2 separate regions of the Mus musculus genome follow, and region 2 is linked to region 1. Evidence: chromatin loops called from intact Hi-C (ENCODE). Cell type or tissue: heart. All regions are shown on one strand. Each heading gives the region's core, and the rest is flanking DNA. Links, peaks and the distances in the headings are about the cores only. Region 1 overlaps Pbrm1 (polybromo 1). Region 2 holds the start of Nisch (nischarin).

Region 1 (11,431 bases), core at 5,415-7,914:
CCGGGCCTTTGTGTCGGCCCGGGCGGGCGGGCGGGCGGGCGGGAGTCGCGGCGGAGGCCCCGCCCCGTGGTGCGGACGCGCTGGTCGGGCAGGGCGCGGGGCGGGGCGCGGCACGGCACGGCGGCGGGGCCTCGGGACAGGGCCCAGCAGCCCGGCCGCACCTGCCGCCGGGACAAAGGCAGAGCAGGGCCCGGAAACTCCCTTCGCTGCTCTTTCCCGCCCGTCGCGGGCCGCCTTCAAAGCTGTCAACGTTTCCTTTAGCCCCAGAACCAGTGACAGGTCGGGCGAACTCTTCTTTTCCTCCGCCTCTCAAGGCCTCTTTTTTTTTTTTTTTTTTTTTTTTTTTTTTTTTTTTTTTTTGGTTTCTTGTGCGTTCGGCAAAAAACTCCCTATTGAGTTTTTGTTTTTGTTTTTTTCTTTCCCAATGATCGCCCAAACGGAATATTTTTTTGTTTTTGTCAGAGAGACTTACTTATTTACAGGCTAGGTACTTAAGCTTCTCATTTGTACCGTCACGACGAGTTGAGTTTTTGTAAACTGTATTTTCTGGTTTTAAAAGTATTTTCCGTTTCAAAATTTTGTTTTCTGAAGAAGTGAGTCTTATTTTAAGAAAATTTGATATCAAAGGGGGGACAAAAATATAAAATTCCTGGAAAACAAATGACAAATACACAATAGACCGGATGTAGGAATTCGAGGACTAACTATAGAAGCGTATGGTGGAATATGCTATCTTAATCCAAACTTTTCAAAACTTACTGTAGGAGCCAGGCACAGTAGAAAACACCTGTTCTAGCTCTTGAGTTGGGAGTATCGCAAGTTCCAGTGTACTTGGGTTACATAGTGAGACCTGCCATTAAAACAAAAAAGTGGTTATACGTTTCTTTCTTAACCCATTTGGTAGTAGGCTTTTCCCCCCAAAGTAATTCAGAAGCATATTGGATTCCAGATGTTGAGGAACATAGCTTTTGCTTTAGTAGTTTTTAAGATCCAAAATGAAAGATTGGAAAGTATCCTCGTTTATCTTTGAAGTGGCCTTACTTTGCTGCTAGATTTACCTCAGACTTCTGGATCACCCGCCTCAGTCTCCTGAATGCTGGGTTTACAGGCGTGTGCCACTGCTGGAGGGTGGGGGAAGTGAGGATAGTAACTGCTGAAGACATGTTTGGGATTAAAACAGTAACACCTGTATGTGCAGATGCACCTTAGAGTGTGAAACGTAGCTCAAGTACTAGTGCATTCCCCAAATCCCCATGCTATAGACCCGTCTAGTAGACTGTTAGGAAGACATCAGACATCATGAAAGAGAGTGCTGACTTGGTTACCTCTTCATTTTTATATCACTCCATTTATGGGAAAGATAGTTGGGTTGAACTGTAGTTGAGTTGGTAGAGAATCTGGTATATTTGTGAAGCACTGGGTTCAGGTCCGTATACTACATAAACTGGACATGGTGGTACATGCTATCCCAGCATTTAGCATGTGGAGGCAGGAGGCTCAGAAATTCAAGCCCTGAGTTCAAGACTAATATGGTATGGATGAGACCCTGTTGCAAAAAGAAAAGGAGAGAAAACAACAACAACAAAAGATAACATAAGGAGTAGGTAAATATTAAAGGCTCTGAGTGGCAGTGGTGAAGGTGGTTTTCCTGTGAGAAGTAGGATGGTAATTGCCTACTTATTACCACAATTTTTGTTTTAAGTATTTGTTACAATGCTGAATATTACTAAAAAACACAGAATACTAAAAGTATGTTGTCAGGTATTTGGCTATACTAGGTACTTACACAGTTCCATATTTTTTTTTTAATATTTATTTTATGTATATGAGTATACCATAGCTGTCTTCAGACACACCAGAAGAGGGCATCAGTTCCCATTACAGATGGTTGTGAGCCACCATGTGGTTGCTGGAAATTGAACTCAGGACCTCTGGAAGAGCAGTTAGTGCTCTTAACTGCTGAGCCATCTCTCCAGCCCCCACAGTTCCATATTCTTAAGTACTCTTTAAAAGACTTACTTGGTATATGTATGCCTGTGTCTGTAGAGGCTAGAGATCCATGGCATTGTTTTTCTATTGTTTGTTTTTTTTTAATTTATATTAAGATCTATTCATTTTTATCTTATGTGTGTGGATGTTTTGTCTCCATGTATGGCTGTGCCTCAAGAAATCAGAAGAGGGTCCCCTGGAACTGGAGTTACAGATGGTTATGGCTGCCATGTGGGTGCTAGAAATCTAATTCAAGCCCTATAGAAGAGTAGCCAGTGCTCTTGACCTCTGAGCCATCTCTCCAGGGCTACCTTATTTTTGAAGACAAATTCTCTCATTATATACCTGGAGTTTGCTGGGGTTTGACTAGGCTGATCGCCAGCAAACCCCAGTGATCTTAATGTCTTTACACCTCCTCTGTACCTTCAGTGATGGGGTCAGAGGGCCACACAGTTGTGCCTAGCTTTTGTTGTGGGTCCTGGGGATCTGAACTCAGGCCCTCATGCTTGCATGGCAAGTACTTTGATTTTCCTCTTCCCAGACTTCTGAAGTATTTATTGTGCACTGGGAGTATCCAGATTCATTGTCAGACACTTGCATTTTTTACTGTAAATAAGGCCATCCTAACATCTGAAATTAAACCCCAGAATCATTTGTTTTCTGCTTATGGATAAAGAAATAATGAAGTAGTACTTAGAGACTGTTTTTAAATTATGCAAAATTTTGTTTTTCTGCCTCCCAAGTGCTGGGATTAAAGGCATGTACACCACGCTCGGCCTGTTTCCACTTTCTTAATGGTAGTATTCCATGTGTGTACCACCATGCCCAGTTCCACGTGGTGCTGGGATTGAACCTGGGGCCTTCCAATCTGCTAGGCAACCACTCTTCCAACTTAGCTATTGCTAGCCCTTGTTTGCATTTGAAGATAAAGAAACTGATCTGAGTTGTAGTTTGGCTAGCATCATACAGATAACTAGAGTGGAAGGTCTGACTCCTAAGTGTGGATCGATTATTTCACATTACAAGTTAAAAGGTATATACTTCGGATAAGAAAATATTTTTTAAAATCCCTCTCTTGTATCTTTTATCTTTTGAAAGTGTATTAAAGATTAAGGGGTCTGGGTTGTTGTGTCATCTAAAATTACAATATATTCAAAACTAATAATTTACATTTTTTTGTCATTTGTTTTCCAGTGCGTTATAAAAAGCAGTTATTTTGAATTGCCAAGATAATTGAAGACTTTTTAAAGCCCTGTTAAAACTTAAATGCTGTGTCTTTCCAGTGCAGATAGAGCTTTTGGAAAGAAATGTTTTTCTCTGATGCTTGGGTGGAGGGGAGGAAGAATTTTGTAGAGTTTGCTCTCATGAGCCGTTCTTGGTTTGTTCCAGCTTGCCAACACTTGGTGTCACATGTGAGCCTCCCACATGTGTGCACTCTCCATTCCAGCTCTGTGATTGAACTCTGCTCTTATTGACTAGGGGGCACTTGGGCAGGCATGCTTCATTCCTGGAGTTGACAGTCATTTCATGTGAGTAAAGGTGAACTCAGTGAGACATTTCTAAGCATGTGGAAGCATTGGGTTGTTAAAGGAAAGAAATGTCAGGTGCACCTGAGAGCTGACTGATGTGCCTGTATCTCTCACTTTAGCAATTCTATTTGAATGTATGTTTTCTGTCTGTTTGTAACTCATTTATCCCCCTATTTCCCCTTTCTCTGCCTTGTTCTTCTCTTTCAGTTCTGAATAGACTAACTGAATAAGCCCTCCCTTCTCTCACGGGCTTCAGTTGGCCTGCAGACATAATGAGGAGATTGGCTTTTCGAGGCGCTGGTTGTGCTCTGGTAAAGCTGGTAAATTACTGATCATCTTCACCCTTTCCTGTTTCTGTCGTTCTTTACCTTTTCCCTTCAGCATTCTGAATTTTATAGTATTTCTTCCCATCTGAGTCCCTCCTGTGTTTATCAGAGTGTTTCCAAGGATTAGTCCTTAACTTCATTAAATTGTGGCATTGTGGCCAGTTAGCAGTCTTTTATAACAACAACAGTACCTAAGTGTTCTTGACTTAAGGTTTTAGAAGCTGTTAACCACTTTTAGTCAATTTCAAACTAATATACTTGGTAATAAACCAAAGCCTAGAGGAAGGAACATGATCACTGTGGGTTCTGTTTTAAACAGTGTGTGGACTTTATAGTTCAAAGCAAGAGACAGAAGACTCCTCTTGTTTCTTAGTTGCTCAACGGATTTTTTTGTTTGTTTGTTTTGTTCTTGCTTTCTATTTCCTGGAGATCCCCAGTTTTCTCTCTGTAATACTGGCAGCCACTGGTCTACTGTTGTTTATTTAGTGAAACTAATAAAGTCTATTGTTACTTTTAGCTTTAGGAAAGTCCTTTGAAATTACAATGCACTATTTGATACTACTGTTAAACTATATAAGCATTGTAGGACTTCCTTGGGTTTATACCCTTTAACTGTAGTAATTTATTTCTGTGGTTGCATTTCTTATAGCCAAATGCGTATATTGTAAAGTTAAAAAGTAGTTTATTTTTATTTTTTTATTTGAGGTAGTATGTAGCCCTGGCTGACCTAGATGTCAGTATGTACACCATTCTGGCCTTGAGCACACAGAGATTCCCCCTGCCTCTGCCTTTCTTGTCAAGTGCTGGGGTTAAAGGCTTGCACCACTGCACCTATCAAAGAATAGTGTCTTATAGGATTAGGAAGGTATCTCAGTGGTTAAAGTTCTTGTGCAAAAATGAGGCTCTGACTTTGGATCCCCAGCACCCACATAAAAGCCATGTGTGGGTGGTAGGGTCTGTAGCCCCTCACTGGAGGAACAGATAAGTAGGTCTCAGGCACTGACTGACTAGATATTCTCCAGGGTTAGGGGAAAGTGCTAAATGGAGACATCCAACATCAACTTATGTCCTGCACACACAGCGACAGACAGGCACACACACAGAGTTCCTTTTGTATTAATGATAGGGCTCAGTGTTGGAGCACTTTCCTATCATGTGAAAGGTACTACATTCAGCCCCTAGTACTGCAAATAACAATAAAAATGCTGAAGTCAGCAGACAAACAAAAATATCAGTCAAGCTAACAACAAGTGTTTGTGTTTCTAAATGTCTACACATTCGTTACCCAAGAACCCATGTGTATAGCATGTTCTTCCAGATCGTCTAATTCTAATAAGACTTAAAGCTATTTTCCAAAATCTGTGAGTATAGTGGACATCTCTTACTGAAAGGAAAGACTTAATAGAAGAGTTCAGTGTACAAGTTGCTATTTCTTCCCAGATAAAACAAAACTTACATTGTTTCACAGAGGTATTTTTATGAATTCTGCTTTAAGAGGATAATTCATTTTCAAGGTGTTAATTTTAGGGTACTTCTCCAGTGCTAAGAAGTTTACTGCTCCATCCCCTTTGCTTCAGATACTGCTTCTTAGTTTCATTTTCTACACTGTGGCCCACTGAGGTATTAGTTACATTCAGGAAAGCAGCTGAAGTTACTAACCCTTGGTAATGACCTTAGAGTCCCCATGTGTACCTGGGCCTCAGGGTCTTAGGGACCAGTGCTTCCAGTGCACTATTGAAGACTAGAGGACTAGAAGGATGGCTCAGTGTTTAAGTGCTGGCTGCTCTTCCAGAGAACCTGGGGCTATTGCCCAGCACCTACTTGGCAGCCTACAACCATTTGTATCTCCAGTTGCAGGAGATCTGATACATTCTTCTGATCTTCTCTAGCATCAGGCACACATGTGGTGCACAGATACTTACACAGGCAAAACACCTGTACACATAAAAAATAATACTTTTTTTAAAAAATGACTATACATGAATTAGGAAGCCACATTCCAAGATAAATCTGGAGCAAGAAATGGCTAATTTAGAATTATTGACATACAAATGTGTATACTTCTGCCAAATTTATCCTATCAGAGTTTGATGGTACAGCATTCTGATAAGTAAAAGGCTAAAAAATCATTGAGGTCTAGCACTTAAATTAACAAAAGAACTTAAAGCTAGTTCAATTCCTCTGGGGGGAAAAAAAAAAAACTCTATCAGCTATCTTAAATGAATGAGAAGTTTGGTGATATGTGCCCTGCTAAGAGTTTGTTGACATTGTTAAAGATTAAATATAAGAACTTGGCTAATTATTTCTTACAGAAGAAGTTGGATTCCATGGGTTCCAAGAGAAGAAGAGCCACCTCTCCTTCCAGCAGTGTCAGTGGAGACTTTGATGACGGGCACCATTCTGTGCCTACACCAGGCCCAAGCAGGAAAAGGAGAAGACTGTCCAATCTTCCAACTGTAGATCCTGTAAGTATCTAAGTCATGGCTTCTGCCCAATTTCCCATGGTAATCCTACTCTTCCTTCTTTGAAGCAGTTGAACATCTACATGGCCTCCCCCCCCCCCAACTGGTTTGATAGGTATATAGAAGTATATTTATAGCCTCAAGTCTTAACAGTAATGGTATCATTTAATATTTTGAAGTTAAAATATTAGTGCGTTGTGTTATATATTTGTTCAACAAAAAAATATGTGGTTAGGGGCTAGAGAGATGGCTCATCAGTTAAGAGCTTTGGCTACTCTTCCAGAAATTCTGAGTTCAATTCCCAGCAACCACGTGATGACTCACAACCATCTGTGATGGGATCTGGTGCCCTCTTCTGGCATGCAGGTGTACATGCAGATAGAACACTCCTACATTAAATAAATAAATGTTAAAAAAAGGAGGAGTGGGTGGGTATATGGTGAGCACTGAATATATATGCTGTGGCCAGTATAGAGGGGAGTGGGCAACTTGAGGGAGTCAAGTCGTCATCTTTTGCCATGTGGGTTCTAGCAACCAGCTCAGGTAAGGGTTGGCAGCAAGTTGTGAGCACTGTTCAAGTTATTGAGATATGACTATATTTGAGGCTATCTCCATTTTCACATGAAGCATAGATTCCAATAAAGTACTGGCACCTAGTAGGAAGTTCTAAGAAGAAGAGTATGTCACGTGGGAAAAGAGGAATTAGTGAGTTAGCTTAGTAGGTTAATGTGCGTGCTTGAGTGCATAGTCCTCTTGTCTTAGACTCTCAGTACTAGAATTAAAGTTGTGTTTCCCTAATGCCCAGCTTAGGTGGCTTTATTTTTATTTACGTTTCAAATGTTACCCCTTTCCCGGTTTCCCCTCTACAAGCCCCCTATCCCATACCCCTCCCCCTTAGGTGGCTTTTTAAAAATTATTTTTTAAATTTTTTTATGAGTATGAATTTTTTGCCTGTATGTAAAGGCATTGTGTTCTTGGAGACCAAAAGAGGGTGTCAGACACCCTAGACCTCAAGCTGTAGGCAGTTATGAGCTGCCATGTAGGTCCTGGAAGTCAAACTCAGGTCCTTTGAAAGAGTGGCTAGAATTCTTAACCAGGGAGATATCTCTCTAGCTCCAGCTTTCCTTTTTTATTTTTTGTAGATTTACTTACTTTATGTATGTGAATACATGACACACCAGAAGAGGGCATAGGATCCCATTACAAATGGTTGCAAGCCACCAGGTGGTTGCTGAGAATTGAACTCAGGACCTCTGGAAGAGCAGTCAGCACTCTTAACTGCTGAGCCATCTCTCCAGACCCCCAAACTTTTATTTTTTTAAGTTAGATTATTTTTAAGCAGGAGAGTTATATAAGCCAATAAGCTGATTTAGTTTAAAAGAAAGTCAGAATCAGACATGGTAATGATCTGTGATCTTAGTACCAGGAAATGAAGGTGGGGGACACAGATCTAATAAAAGTTACAAAAACTTGAGAGTATTTTCTGTTAGTTTATTTATATAATTATTTTGGTGTTTTGAGGCAGGGTCTTACTATATAGATAGCCCTCGCTGGCCTACAACTCACTCTGTAGACCAGGTTGGCCTTAAATTGGAGCTACCTCCTACTTCTGCCTCCCATACATTATTTAAAAACTATGTCCTCTCAGCATGTAGCAGACTGGGGACCCCATTGGGTACTTTGGAGGTTTTCCTTTTCTTCTCTATTTTCCTTTTCTGGAGATGTTTTTAATAAAGAATTGTTGATAGGCCTTCATTGGATGTTGTTTGGTGATTCTTTTTCTTTTCTTCCTTTGTGTAGATTGCTGTGTGCCATGAACTCTATAACACCATCCGAGACTATAAGGATGAACAGGGCAGACTCCTCTGTGAGCTGTTCATTAGGGCTCCAAAGCGGAGGTGAGGTGGGAAACTTAGATAAGTGGGAAGAATTTTTGTTTGTTTTGTTTTGTTTTGTTTTTTGAGACAGGGTTTCTCTGTGTAGCCCTGGCTGTCCTGGAATTCACTTTGTAGACCAGCCTGGCCTCGAACTCAGAAATCCGCCTGCCTCTGCCTCTCAAGCGCTGGAATCAAAGGCGTGCGCCACCACTGCCTGGCAATTGGGAAGATTTGACACGGGGTCTAAAGTTAGGGTGTTTGGTAATTATTTTTTCATAAGGAGTGGGTTAAGTCTGGGGTTCAATTTTAGTCTTTTTTTTTATTTTTAATCTTAATTTCAGTTTTATTCATCAAGATACTTATTTGCGTGTGTGTGTGTGTATGCTACATTGCGTATATGGAGTTGTTGCAGGAGTTGATTTTCATGGTTTTTAATGTATGTAGATTCAGAGATCTTTGCAAATGTATTTATTTATAAGCATATCTGTATTCCCTAGCTCTTTCCACTGACACAGCATGAAATGAGCATATACAGCACTCAGCAGAGACTGGGATGATCCTGGAGAACTCTTTGGTGTCAGGAAATAATCAAGTACATGGAAAGTGATGGGAACATGTTAGAACAACATAGAAAATAGATACTGTCAGCTGAGACTGGGGCAGGTGGATCATGATTGGGAGGCCTACCTGAGCTACATAGTAGATTCTAGGTCAGCTTGGATTATATAGTGAAGCCCTGTCTCAAAACATGAAAAATTAAAACAAAATATAGAAGTACACTAACAGAACACCCACTCGCTAGACATTGAAGCAGTTTGGTAATAACATAGGCTGTATGTGATGGCATTGAGAGGTGGGTAGATATGTGTGAATTCAAGACCAGCCTGGCCTACATAGTGAGATTCAGAACAGCCAGGATTACCTAGTTGCGACCCTGTCTCAAAAATAATAATCATTGCTATCATTATAACCTTTAACCCATTTGGTAAAGTAGTAACTCAGGAACCCATATGAAAATAAAAAATGAATAAATTGAAAGTATGGCAAGAATGGGCTTTCTGACTGTATTTCCCTGTTTAAATGAAACAGTAGAGAAACCTAGCAAACACTGCCATGATCAAATGATCAGAGGTAACCTTATCAGATTAATAAAATAAGACAGAACCATGTGTAAGCTGGTAAAATTGTGAGTATTGCCACATCATCTCTACTACACTCTGTTCTGTAAAGAACAGGGCTTTATTTTCAAAGGAAGCCAGAAGAAGCATTCCAGTTGAGTAATGCTTTACAAAATAACTAGCCTGTAATCTTCAAAAATATATGAAAATCAAGGAAAGCTGAGTAGTTATTTAGAATGAAAGAAACTAAGAAAATACAATGAAAGCAGGATTTCTGTACTCAATTTTTTTCACTGTGAAGGACAAGATTGGAATAGCTGGCAGAATATAAATAGAATAAACAGATAAGATGGTACCATAGCCAAGTTTGTCTCCTGGTTTTGAATAGTGGTCCCTTGATTGTATGAAATCAGTACTCATCCGGGCGTGGTGGCGCACCCCTTTAGTCCCAGCACTTGGGAGGCAGAGGCAGGCAGATTTCTGAGTTCGAGGCCAGGCTGGTCTACAGAGTGAGTTCCAGGACAGCACAGAGAAACCCTGTCTCAAAAAAGGAAAAAAAAGAAAAACAAGTACTCAAACATATGTCAGCGCTTAACTCAGTTGTTTTGGAAAATAAGTTTTTTAGGATGTTCTTAACATTAAAAGTACACTTTTTAACATTTACTAAATTTTGTGCACACGTTCATTCAAGTGTACATGTCTGGAGGTCAGAGAACAACTTGGAGGAGTTGTTTCGGTTCTGGAGATTGGACTCAGGTTATCAGGCTCGGGAGCACTTCCTTCTCTGTTTAGTATTTTGCTGATTTGCTGATCACGTTCTTAGAACTTTTATGACAGACTTAAAAGCAGATGTACATAATGGAAAATGACTATAGACTCTCCAAAGGCATTGAACCGTCAGTGACCAGGGCAGTCTTTGACTGTATTCACTTTTCTGTTACACATCTAAAAGGGAGCAAAGTAACCCTGTTGGGAAACTGAGAAAGTAATCACTTAGATTATTTTTTAGGTTTGCTTGTTTTGTGGAACTCCTTTAGAAAAAAAACAGAAAATAATAAATGTCATGAGCCCTAAGAAATTATCTTAGGAACTTAATTCTCATAATTGTCTCTGAAATTCCTTTGTGTCCCTCTGTGTCTCTCCTTTCCAGGGTGTATCTCTTGTCACTATCCTGGGTTTCCATCTCTTTCCCCATTGGTGGTGTTGAGGGTTGAACCAGGGCCTTGCTCATTCTTTTTCTTTTTCTTTTTTTTTTAAATATTGTTTATTTATTTATTATATGTAAGTACACCGTAGCTGTCTTCAGACACTCCAGAAGAGAGCATCAGATTTCGTTACAGATGATTGTGAGCCACCATGTGGTTGCTCGGATTTGAACTCAGGACCTTTGGAAGAGCAGTCGATGCTCTTAACCACTGTGCCATCTCACCAGCCCTGCCTTGCTCATTCTAGGCAAGGACCCTGCCACAGAGTTACTTCACTATTCCCACTATCAGAATTTTTTGTTTATTATTCTTAGACCATTGTATTTAGATACAGTTTTAGATCTTTTACATTTGGTAAGCATCTGTCTCCTTTCTAAGTTTATTAGTTGATTATACTTCATAGAAGTAATAGTACATGGCCAGAAAAGGCCTTGTGATTACTAAGTGAGAAAACAATAACCTATTTTATATATTTTTTTTCAAGACAGGGTCTCATTATGTAGCTCCAGTTGTCTTAGAACTCACTGTGTAGACCAGGCTTACCTCAGATTATGTGATCTGCCCACCTCTGTCTCTTTAATGCTGGGATTAAAGGTGTGCCACTATGCTTGACTCATTGTGTAACTTTGAATTTTGTTGTAAGCCATTTTGGAATGAGGAAGTTTATAGACGATACTATTCACATCGGTTTAGTCCTTAGATAATTATATTTATATTTAACCTTAGATATTTGGCATATAAACCTGATCATCAATGTTAACTTAGGTTTTTTTTTTTTTTTTTTTTTTTTTTTTGTATGAAGTATGTATTTTGAAAAGAGAGCACACCTGCATCTTGCTTTTGGTATTTCCTTTTCTAGTAATGAGGGAGAGTCTCTTGGGGAATTTGTAATTAGATTTGTTATTTCATGTGTTGGATATTATAC
Region 2 (11,431 bases), core at 5,435-7,934, 180 kb after region 1:
TATGGTGTGGCAGTCCCTCCTTACCTACAGGGGGCATGCTCTAAAACCCACAGATGCTCAAAACAGTTCATATACTGCATTGTACAGCTACAGTGTACTCATATATACAAAATAAATAAATCTCATTTATTACGGGTGGTTACCCATAATGAGATCTGACGCCCTCTTCTGGTGTGTCTGAAGACAGCTACAGTGTACTTATGTATAATATTAAATCTTTTAGCCGGAGGGAGCAGGGACTGAGCGAGTGGAGTTGACTGGAGCGAGCAGAGGTCCTAAGAAAGTTCAATTACCAATAACCACATGAAGGCTCACAACCATCTTGTACAGCTACAGTGTACTCATATACATAAAATAAATAAATCTTTAAAAAAAATGATGCAGTGTGGTCTTTCAAAGTATCTTTTTCTTTGACCATTGCACTCACAGGACGTGATTCGTGGCACATTTTGGCACATCTGAATGGCCAGCACCATGGCTCAGGTGCTTCGGGTTACTGTCACATAGTCAGTTACCTGGACACGGCACTGTGATACTGGAACACATGATCTGACAACTGAGATGGCTACTAAGTGATGTATGCACAGTGTGGAAACACCAGAAAAGATGCCAAATCCTGTGAGCGACGGAACCACCACACCACTCAGAACGGGATGTACTTTAAAATTCATGAAAAATGAAACTTCTGGAGTCTACATTTAACATTTTCAAAGCATGGTTGCCAATATGCAACAGAAACCATGGGATTAAGTCACAGACAAAAAGGGATTTCTGAATGTAGTAACTGAAGACCATATTAATCATAAAAGGACTAAAAGTTTAATGCCAAAGTTGCTACCTGTTGTATGAACCACTTATCTGAAACACTGAGAACAAGCAAACTTAGGGACAGAAAGCAAGGCAGTGACTGTCAGGGTGGGAAGGAGGGGGACAAATACTTACTGCCCCTAGACACAGCTAGGGCTAAGTGTTCTGGAATTTGGACAGTGGTGTTCATTTCACAATTCTCCGTGAGTCAACTAGAAACTACTGAATTGTATACTTACTAAACTTTATAGTACGTGAATGATATCCCGATCTAAAAGTAATCCTCCTCTTAAACAAAGAGAAAACGACAAAAAGCCGGGTACGAAGCTAGATGTGGTGGCGCCATGTCTTTAATCCCAGCACTTGAAGGGCAAAGGCAGGCGGGCAGATCTCTTGAGTTTGAGGCCAGCCTAATCTAAAAAGTGAGTTTCCAAGAAAGCCAGGGCTACACAAAGAAACCCTTCTTGATACAAACAAGCCCCCTCAAAAGGCCAGCTATGTGGACATATACTGTAACTGCAGTTCGCAGGAGGAAGGCAGGAAGTCACTGCAAGCTCAAGGCCACCCTGGGCTACAGAGCCAATCTTACGCCAACTATGTCTATATAGTGAGAGCCTGTCCTAACAAAGTAAAATGTAAACAGTCCACACCATGGCCAAATAGAGATCTCCATGTCCATCTGCCTCCTCCAGTGTCTGCACATGACACACGTCAGGAACAACTCTGAGGAAGATGATGGCTAAGAAGAAAAGATTCCCCAGAGAGCCTCCCCACCCCACCCCCACAAAAAAGCTAACAGTGCTATCACCCTGCGTGGGATCAAATTTAAATGGAGAGCTAACCCAGTGGTTCTCAACTGGGTGATTTTTGCCCCCACTACGCTCCCCCACCCCTGGAAGATGGGCGTCGGCTCCTCTAGAGAGTGGAGTTGTACCTGATGGAACTGGGAAGGAAAATGGTTTCGGGTGGACGGAGGCCAGGGGTGCTACTGTCCCTCACAGCTCAGAGTGACAGCAGTGCCATGGCTGAGAACCCCTGTGCTCATCCAATGACAGGCTCGTTACTTTTAAAAGCCTTAGATTTATACGACCAACGTATATGTTTGATATTAACAAAGTCAAGTATGTCCAAACAGCTCCGAGGCCATGCGTCAAACCAGAACCACAAGAGTTAGGCTGGCCCCAGACTATCGCAGGAAAGTCCAACTGAAAAGAACATTCTAGACCTTTCCCAGATCAGAGTTGGGCAAACCTGAGGCAGCCAGGAAAATCTCTCCCCAAAGACACAGACTTAAGCAATAAACCAGACCTTCAAAGAGATGTTTATCAGGTTTCATTCTTCAGTGGAGATTGGAAGTTTTGTGACGTTTATTTAACAGACTCACATAGCAAGGGAGAATTTTTTTCTAACATAAAGAAATTAAAAACAACAACAACAACAAAACCAAACCATTTACAACAGGATCTGGTATATAACCATGTCTAACTGTGTACAGTACCTCCCAGCTCAGTGGCAGGACACTAGCCACATCAGCAAACCCCAATCTCAGGCTAATAATGCCCACAAGTCTTACTTTGCAATTTCAAAAAATTTTTAAAGAAGGTACTTCCAATAAGGCAAAGCTACCTTCATCATTTAAGGGGAAAATAATTAAATATTAAATGTTATCAGAAAACCTCTGAAAGAAAACTTCTACATGTAGTTTTTCATAGATAATGATTTCTATGTGACCCTTTTTCTTATAAAACCAGAACCCTAGTCTACATACCGTTTTACAACCTGTCCTTTTGTGGGTCTTTAGGGTGAGAAGGGGGGTGAGACAGAGTGTCAGTGTGTATCCTTGATTGGCCTAGAACAAAGATCCCCCAGCCTCTGCCTCCTGAGCGCTGGGACAAAGGTGTGCGCCTGCACGGTAGGACTTGCTCTTGCATGTTTATCTTCCCATGGCAGTGGGGCCTCAGCCATACCACAACAGAATCTCCAGTTGCATGGCTGACCACGTTTTTGTTGTTTTGTTGTTTCACTGGAGACAAAATTCTCATTGTGTGGCCTTAAGAGATTTGCCTGCTTCTGCCTGCTGGGATAGAAGGTATGTGCCACTATACCCAGCCTTGTTTGGATTCTCAAGACAAGTCTTGATATGTAGCCCAGGCTGGCTTTGAACTATAGTCTGGAAAGTGCTAGAACTGCAGGTGTGTCCCGTCATACCTGGCTTGGCTTGATTTTTTTTTTTTTTAAATGAAAGTTCTTCCCAGTGTTCTCATCTTGTCTTCAGTATCTTGCTCTGAATCCTGACATGACTGCCTTTCTTCACGTGTCCCTTTAGAGTTACCCTATCTTTCCTGAGAATAAACTCTCAGAAGTAAACTGCTAGTAGCTTTTGAAATTTTCATTTCACACTGCTTGCTAAACTACCCTCCCCAAGGTCTGACAACTAAATTACTTTTTACTTACTTACCATTTTTGAGACATGGTCCCACTCTGTGTCTCTGGACAGTTACAAACTGACGAAGCGTCTGCTCAGGGTGATTTACTCTGTCAGCAGTGGCACACCATTCTCTACCCAGCAGGGAGCACAGAGCTGATCTATGCTGCCTTGTCCCATACAAAAGAAGTGTGTCCCCTCAGCTTCAGTACACTGCCAGTGGGGGTGTCGACCATGAGTCCCATGATGGCAATTCTTTAGTTAAGAGTACATGTCCAGCCGGGCAGTGGTGGCGCACGCCTTTAATCCCAGCACTTGGGAGGCAGAGGCAGGAGGATGAGTTCGAGGCCAGCCTGGTCTACAGAGTGAGTTCCAGGACAGCCAGGGCTACCAGGGTTTCGAAACCCTGTCTCGAAAAACCAAAAAAACAAAAACAAAAACAAAAAAACAAAAAAACCCAAGAGTACATGTCCGAATCCAGTTCAGCAGGTGGCCTGGCCTGTGCCACCTGTAACTCCAACCTCAGGAAACCCAACACTCTCTTCTGGATTGCACGCATTTACCTGGCATGCACGCACCCTACGCATAAATAACATAATCTTAAAAGTAGAAAAGAATGAACAGCTCCATTGTTGGTACTGAGTCTGAGCCCACATGGCAACCCTAAGTGTATGCCAGGCATTACACAGTTCTCCTCCATGCTCACCCAATTGAGGGAAATCTACCTTAAAAACCATGGCCTATGGCTGGAGAGGTGGCTCAGCGATTAAGAGCACTGACTGCTCTGCCGGAGGTCCCGAGTTCAATTCCAACCACATGGTGGCTCACAACCATCTGTAATGGGATCTGATGCCCTCTTCTGGTGTGTCTGAAGACCGCTACAATGTACTCATATACATAAAATAAATAAATCTAACAAAACAAACAAAAACAAAAAACCAAACCATGGGCTATTTCTGCAAAGTAAAATGTCATGAAGTAGAAGAAAATACATGGCCAGTCCAATTTAATATAAACCCACCAACACAAATGTGACTGTGTACCATCTGCCTCTAACCCTCTGTCAGGTAACCTCAGGGCCAGGGTCCAGTCTGTGTCTCCTCAAAGCCAAGGCCTACAGCTTTGGTGGCTGTGGGTTCATAGGCAAAGCAGAGAGCCCCAAAGGAACTTACATAGAGGTGAAAATGCAGGAAGTGGGCCAGAACTCTGGGAGCCACATCAGGGAAGGTTGTGAGGAGCGTCTGGAGGTACACCTCCAGGTCTCTCTCCCTCTTCTCTACCAAGCTTCTCGAGTTCTTCCCAATTATCTTTTTGGGTGGAAGTAGAGATTTGTCAATTTTTCTCTCTGCCACAAGCTGTAAGAGAACACAAGCACATCAAACACAGACCAAGAAGCCCTGCGTCTGTGTCAGATCCAGGCAGGCAGTCGTCAGTCGTATCTTCTGCAACCACTGCTGGGAGCAGGGCCGGGATTAGTGCTCCAACTAATGCATCTGGAATCCGGCCTCGGATCCAAGTAGTACTGGAAATACTAATACAATTCCAAGTGAGAAATTGCCATCTTTAGTCTTTGGGGATATTCAGAAAAGTAGTGCTTACGGTCCCTAAAGTTTGGAAATAAAAGGAGTTTGTATCTTTAAGACATGCTCACTACAAATGCCCCACAGAAAGCAGCTCTTTCTAAAAGCAAAGGGAAAATACAATTTCAATCTGTTATTAGAGAATAAAAATATATTTTGTGGGACAAGTTCAAACCTGTACCCTCTTCAGGAGACTGTCTTATATTGGAGGTGCATGGCAATTTTAAAATTTAAAATTAAAATTTACATATTCTATCCTTAGACTGTCTCACACTAGGTTGCATTCCTAGCACCAACCAGTTCTTTGTGCTGCATCAAGGAACTGGTTTACTACAGCAAGTCACAGAGCTCATGAGAGGGCTCACCGGGTAAAGGAGCTGCCAAGTCTAATGACCTAAGTTCAATCCCTGGGGCCTCTATGGTGGAAAGAGAACCCTGCTCTCACAAACTGACCTCTACACATGAGCTGTGGCACGTGTGCATCTTCCTCTCACTAGAACACACACAGACACACACAGACACACACACACACTTGTTTTTTTGTTTTGTTTTATAAGACAGGTTCTGTGTAGCCCTGGAACTCGCTCTGTAGATGAGGCAGGCCTTAAACTCACATGCCTTTGCCTCCCAAGTGCTGCTAGAATTAAAGGTATGTGTGGTATAACCCTGGCCATGAATAAATGTTTTTAAAACTTACAAGCAATAGATGTGGAGGCAGTTTTGCCCTAAAATTAACATGTGGCACAATGGAGACTTGGCCCACAAGCCCCACCCCTTGAGATACAGGTGCCAAGGTCTTCAGATTACCTTTTCATGTAGGTCATGAAAATCACTGTAACGGTGTTTGATCGTCCACTCATGGTTGCCATCGGTAACCTGGATGACATAAACCTAAAGGGAAAAATGATTTTTTGTGACAAGAGAACCCCAACTCACAATAGCTGCAAGGTACTCAGTCCCCACTCCCCAAAAAGCCAGAGTCAGGCATCCTTGCACACCCACTGTGCACCCAGCTTTCCTCAGCCTCCTTGACAGCCCTGTAAGGTCTGGAGAAGAGCTCTGGCTCCCATTATCAGGAAGGAATGGTATGGGTGACTAGCTCCACACACCTCCTTAGATTTTTTTTTTTTACCTCCTGTCTCTGTATAACTCAAAACCCAACTTGTGCTATAGGCAAGGCTGCCCCTTCCAAGGGAGGCAGAGCAGAGCCCAGTGAGGCAGCACCAGTGTCTCTGCTATACATCTTTCCAGGAGCCCTAACTCCATCCTAGAAGCAAGGCCTTCAGTCAACCTCTTCCACTAGCTGTGGTTTTGACTTTGGCAGCTGAACCAGGAGGCAAGGCATCACCAGGCTTCCAGGGGCAGCGGTGGCTCAATCAGCCTCAACAGAAGGCGATATAGCTCTGGTGGTTAATCGTCCACCAAAACCTGGGTTCAAAATCTGGCTATCCCATTTCCTGGGTGTGGCTTATGTGCCACTTATGTAAGTGACTGGGAACCTAAGCTCTCTCTGGGCCTCAATTCCTCCATTTTAAAACCTGGTGGGCCAAGTAAAGCAATTAAGTGTAAAGGCCTAACACGGAACAGAAGATAGATATGTTAGTCACATTCCGTGCATCACACCCAGTGACAAATGAGGATGGTCAGTTTGGATCATCACCTTGCTCCTGACACTAAGGGGAAGGACAAAGAGCCTCTACTGACTGCAGCTAGTCCTAGGTGAGTGACCTCATTCCTTAACTAGATCAAGCCCCACGGTCCTAGCTTCCCTTCCTCGGCCTGGAGCACGGAGAGGTTAGTGGGAACAGTGAACGAGGCTGATTCCTGACCCCAGGAGCAGCCATTTCTCCAGAGCCAGCCTGTTGCTCTAAAAGGAGCCGCTAGCGGCTTCTCTTCCTTGCAGCGGGGAGAAAGAACTAGATAGAGGAATCGCCCTCAGGATCCGGTATTAGGGTGGGAGCCAGTGGGGTGGGGCAAAGGCAGGCCCGAGGCCCTTACCTCTGTCCACCCTCCAGGGAACAAAGGACAAGGAGACGGGAGGTGCTCAGTGGGCCCCCACCACAGTGCAAGTTTTCACCTGGCAGGCTGCCCACGAGGCTCTCGGGCCTAGCATCCAACCCTATGCAGGCCCAAAGGGCGTCTAACGCCATCACAGAAACTACCCTCCTTTTTTGTTGGCTTTCCCTTGTAGCCTACAAGGATACATTAGAAGCTCGTGTCCCTCTCCCCTAAGCCGTGACGTCCCCTAAGGTTTGCAGGCCCTGTACTTCGGCCTCGAGGTAACTTCTGTGTTCTGCACGGCTGGGATCCATTCCTTTCTCCCCAGACCCCGAGGGCTCATTTTTCCATCCACCACCCCCCCCCACACACACACACACGCACGCACGCACGCACACACACACACTTCGCAGGGCTGATCTGGACTGCGACTAGTGTTTGGTTGGTGGGGGTGGAGATCGGGATCTGCTGTCTCTCCTTCACCACCTGATGATCTCTAGCCCTGGCCCTTGGTCCCATCGACCAGAGACCACCCCTTCCGCGTCCCCTTCCTCCCAGACTTCCCATGAAGGTCTCTTAGGCTGGCATTCTTCCTTGCCTGGAGGATCCAGAGGGCCTCCATCTCACCATCCCCTCCTCCCCCACCCTCTGATTGCTCCAACACAAGTCTCCTTTTCTGGTCGCGCACCCTTTCCCCAGCCCCCCTTCCCGCGCCCCGCCTAGATCCTCCTCCAGAACCTATGCGACCCGGCCCTTCCTCCGAATCCCCCATTTTTTTCGGGCTCCCTCGTCGCTACCTCGCAGAACCTTCCACGCACTCATCGAATGTGCTACCCAGGCCCCCCCCACCCCCCACTTCTCAAAGCCCCTGGGTCGAGAACTCCGGGTTCCAGGCGCTAAGCCCGCTCTGGACGCTCGCGGCCCCCCAGCACACCGTGTACGTGTCCACGAGCTCAGAACCCACGACGCGCGCCTCCTTGGCAGGCTCGGCCTCCCGCTCAGGGCCGAAGCTGAGTGTCGCAGCCGCCATGTTGCCGGCTCCACCGCTGCCGACGCCCGGCGCAGAGTGGCAGCAGCAGGGGGCGGGGTCAGCGTCCCACCGCCCCCCAGCCCCCGCTGCCCCCCGCCCGCGCCCGCGACGCCATCTTGGCCCCTCGGCCTGCTTGCGTCCTCGCCCCGCCCCTTGCCCGTAATTGACAGCACAACCAGTGGCACGCATGCGCAGCTCCTGCGGGCTTGCCCAATTTGCTTTCTGTATACCTGTGCGGCGTTCTGTCCCCTCGGGCAGTTGTGGTCATTGTCCGCTGGGCTCACAGCAGGGAAGGGCAGAGGCCATGGGCCTTCGGAACTCTCCGAAGTCACTCTGCTTCGCTTGGCCTCAGTTTCCAGAGGGGACATTAATAGGGTCTCGCCTGGCTGTTGGGTTCATTCCCTGTGTAGCAAGAGCAAAATGAATAAGACTAGACTTAGAGATGGAACAAGGACCAGAGGGACTCTCCGACACTTGGGGGGTTTGTTGTTAAAAGTACTGGTGGAGAATTGATTGTGGTGATTCTGCAGTGCTCAGTACCCCACGGGCTTTCCCCTGGCAGTGTGCTAGGCGGCACACTGGTGTGTTCAGGGAGAGCTTATATGCAGCAGACGTGCAGGTGGATGGAAGAGATATGCGCTGTCCATCTGGTTTCCCAGATGACATCCTGCAAGAGCTCAAGGTGAGGAGGAGACAGACTAGGCCTTGGACACAAGAGCGTGGCTGAAGAAACATCCATAGGGAACAACCATAGGGAAGACTTAGCTGGAGAAGAGATGACCCAACCGGAGGAGGAAAAGAGAGAATCCTGATAGACATAGGGTTCTTTAGGGACACTTGTTGACTCACAGAATGCAGCTGACTCAAACCCGAAGTGAACACTGATTGTTGTCCTTGAAAGATGGAAGGTTGCGGCGTGGTAGATCCCGCTGAAGGGCTTCAGGCCAGCCTATTCTTTGTGGGCCAGTGACTTCTTCCATTACCAGTGTCATATTATACTCTGAACCTTGCATAGGAAGTGTTTCTTGGCAGGACTTACACTGCCAGCCTCTGTTGGCATGCTACCATCTCTCAGGGGGTGTAATATAAGGTAGGGATTCTCCGGTCAGCTTGACCTCAGGCAAGTCACTGTGATTCCATAGAAGACCGAACTGTTTACTTCACATTTCCTGTGTGCTCATATTTTCATTCATTCAGGAAACTTTTTCCTGAGGTTGTTGAGGATGTGTGTGTGTGTGTGTGTGTGTGTGTGTGTGTGTATTGCATTTAGGTGCTTGCTCCCAAACCTGAAAACTTGAGTTCAGTCCTGGGTTCCTGGGAACCTAGGTAGCAGAGAGAGATAGATGACTCCTGCAAGTTGTCCTTTGACTTCCACATGCACTCATAAATAAAAGCAATACATTCTTTTTTTTTTCTTGAGACTTCCCTGGGGGTGGGGTGGGGTCTGGGGAACAGATGGCAAGAGACCTGGTCCTTGCAGTCCTTCATAGCTCCTGGCCCTAGGCAGATGATACAGGGACTTTGGCCAGCCTGAGATTACAGGGACCAGGGAGGGGGTGGAGGATATTCCAGGCAGTGGTGGGCTGGGCTGGGAATGTAGCAGGAGGTGGAGGGAGGCAGGGCTATATAAGCCCAAGCAGAGGGCTGGCTGGCTGGCAACCCCAGTAGCCTGTCCTGTGAGCTGTCGCCAGAATGGATGACATCTACAAAGCTGCGGTGAGAGATGAATCTTTAAGGGGTTAGGGTGGGTAGGTCCATTGGGGTTCCCTTAGCTAAGGATGGAGGACAGGGGTACACTAGGGAAGTGATGGGGGACTCAAAAGGGTCCCCACACACCTGTAACCCAGCCCCTTGAGCTGACATTTGGGGGATGCAGAAAGGGTAGCAATTCAGGGGTTTGTCAATGTGGCTAGGGGTATGGTCTCAGCTTTCAGCATCCTGTGTCTCCCTCTGTTTCTAACCTGTCACTGTCTTGAGTGTATTTGTGTTTTTATTCTTTAGACATCTGTTGGTCTTTCACAAGGTCTTTCCATCTCTGTTCCTTCCTCACGATGTCTCTGAGTCTTTGTCTCTCTGTGTGTCTCCAGGTCTGCGCCCCGCACCCCCTCCCAAGCTTCCATTTCTCACAATCTGCTTCTTACATACTCAGATCTGCCTCTCTCCTCTAGCCCCTGAGCTGGATGAGGAGGCTCTAGAAGGTGGGAGGGAATTGTGAGAGGGCTGGAGAACTTGAGTCCTGGGATGGGAAAGATGCTTTGAAGGTACAGGCCTGAGGAGAGGGAGGGAAGAAGGAATGGCTTGTTGGAACCTCAGTCCCTGGCAGGCTCAGGGGTTAGGTAGGAGTTGAGAGTGATAAGAGTCAGGGTTAGAGAACAGTGACCCTAAGACTGTTCGATTTCCTGGGGACGCTGAGGGACTTTTGATATACCTGCTTCAGAGACAAGAAAATCCTAGCAAACAGCTGTTCTCAGGAAATTCTCTCCCAACCCCCGGAATATGGCCCCACTTGTGAGCAGGGAAGGGCTGCAGCTGGTTCCTATGGTATCCTTGGCTATCTTGTAGGAGTCTGTGGAGCTGGAGTAGGGGGGTGGCCCTCCACCCAGTGCCCATACAAGGCCTGGCGGGGCTGGGGACTAATTTTGGCTCCTGAGGCAGCACCAGTAGGCCAGGGGGGCAGATAACACTACCCCACCCCCTGCATACCAAAGTCCCCAGAACAATCACCAGGTTTAACTTTGTCCCCCTTTAAAAATAGCTCAGTGGCCACCCTGGTCAGGTTACAGTGGGTGGCTTTGCTCGCCCCCACATTCGTTTTATTGTCTCAACCTGAGGGACAGCTGTCTCTCAGGCCATGCAGCTTAAGTTTCATTAGGATGACATAAAGGACATGCAATGGTCAATGACTATTGTCACTCAGGACACCTTGGTCCTGGGAGGGGTGCCTGCCTGTCACCTTGGCCCTAGCCCAGCCTCTGAGAAACCATCTGGGTCACCTTAGGGCAGGGAAGGAGGACTTTGTAACCTGGGAATATATTCTCCTTCTGTTATCATTCTTCCCACCTGTAGAATGGGGTCAGTCTCTAAGTCTGCTAAGGCCTGAGCTTGGGTCCTGAGGTCCTGAGTTCCCCTCTTCTCTCTAGGTAGAACAGTTGACAGAGGAGCAGAAGAATGGTAAGTGTCTCCCATTGAGGGGACAGCAGGGCTGGGGGGGCGTAGAGGGGGGACGCCTTTCCAGGAATGAACCCCAGATTAGAGGCTATAATCTGAGGGTTCTCCTTGCTGTGACCTCAAAGAACTCTCGAAGGGAGGTGGACAATTTCCTGGTGGCCCCAGGGACCTGGATTCCTAGTGTCCTCCTGGCTGCTGATCCAATCTTCTCACCCTCTGTTGGACCCAGAGTTCAAGGCTGCCTTTGATATCTTTGTCCTGGGCGCGGAGGATGGCTGCATCAGCACCAAGGAGCTGGGCAAGGTGATGAGGATGCTGGGCCAGAACCCCACACCTGAGGAGCTGCAGGAGATGATTGACGAAGTAGACGAGGATGGTGAGTCCCTTCACCCACTCCAGTCTCCACACGTGTATGTAGCACCC

What was found. A loop is a pair of places that touch in the nucleus more often than their neighbours do. Peaks named below come from ENCODE experiments on the same cell type or tissue, not always from the same donor. Only the 100,000 strongest peaks of a DNase experiment are listed, where the experiment ranks them.
Region 2: a loop joins it to region 1, with 2.6 times the contacts of the local background. A loop is called at or near these places in 8 of 42 quality-filtered maps.

Annotation. Positions count from the first base shown.
Region 1 is chr14:31,019,342-31,030,772 of GRCm38, forward strand. Pbrm1 (polybromo 1) reads left to right here. Exons shown (of 33, transcript NM_001081251.1): 2 at 3,379-3,518; 3 at 6,157-6,309; 4 at 8,107-8,204. The coding sequence starts at 6,172. Among named protein-coding and RNA genes, the nearest start is that of Pbrm1, 5.9 kb to the left of the region's middle. RefSeq lists an enhancer at 500-528. In heart, for the core only: a CTCF peak has its summit at 6,651 (motif pointing left); no DNase peak of the experiment used is centred there.
Region 2 is chr14:31,198,823-31,210,253 of GRCm38, forward strand. Nisch (nischarin) reads right to left here and starts at 8,004. Exons shown (of 21, transcript NM_022656.2): 1 at 7,745-8,004; 2 at 5,620-5,703; 3 at 4,405-4,587. The coding sequence starts at 7,840. Tnnc1 (troponin C, cardiac/slow skeletal) reads left to right here and starts at 9,490. Exons shown (of 6, transcript NM_009393.3): 1 at 9,490-9,556; 2 at 10,981-11,011; 3 at 11,238-11,384. The coding sequence starts at 9,533. In heart, for the core only: a CTCF peak has its summit at 7,847 (motif pointing right); DNase peaks (open chromatin) are centred at 6,169, 6,829 and 7,249; H3K4me3 peaks cover 2,485 bases; H3K27ac peaks cover 2,048 bases.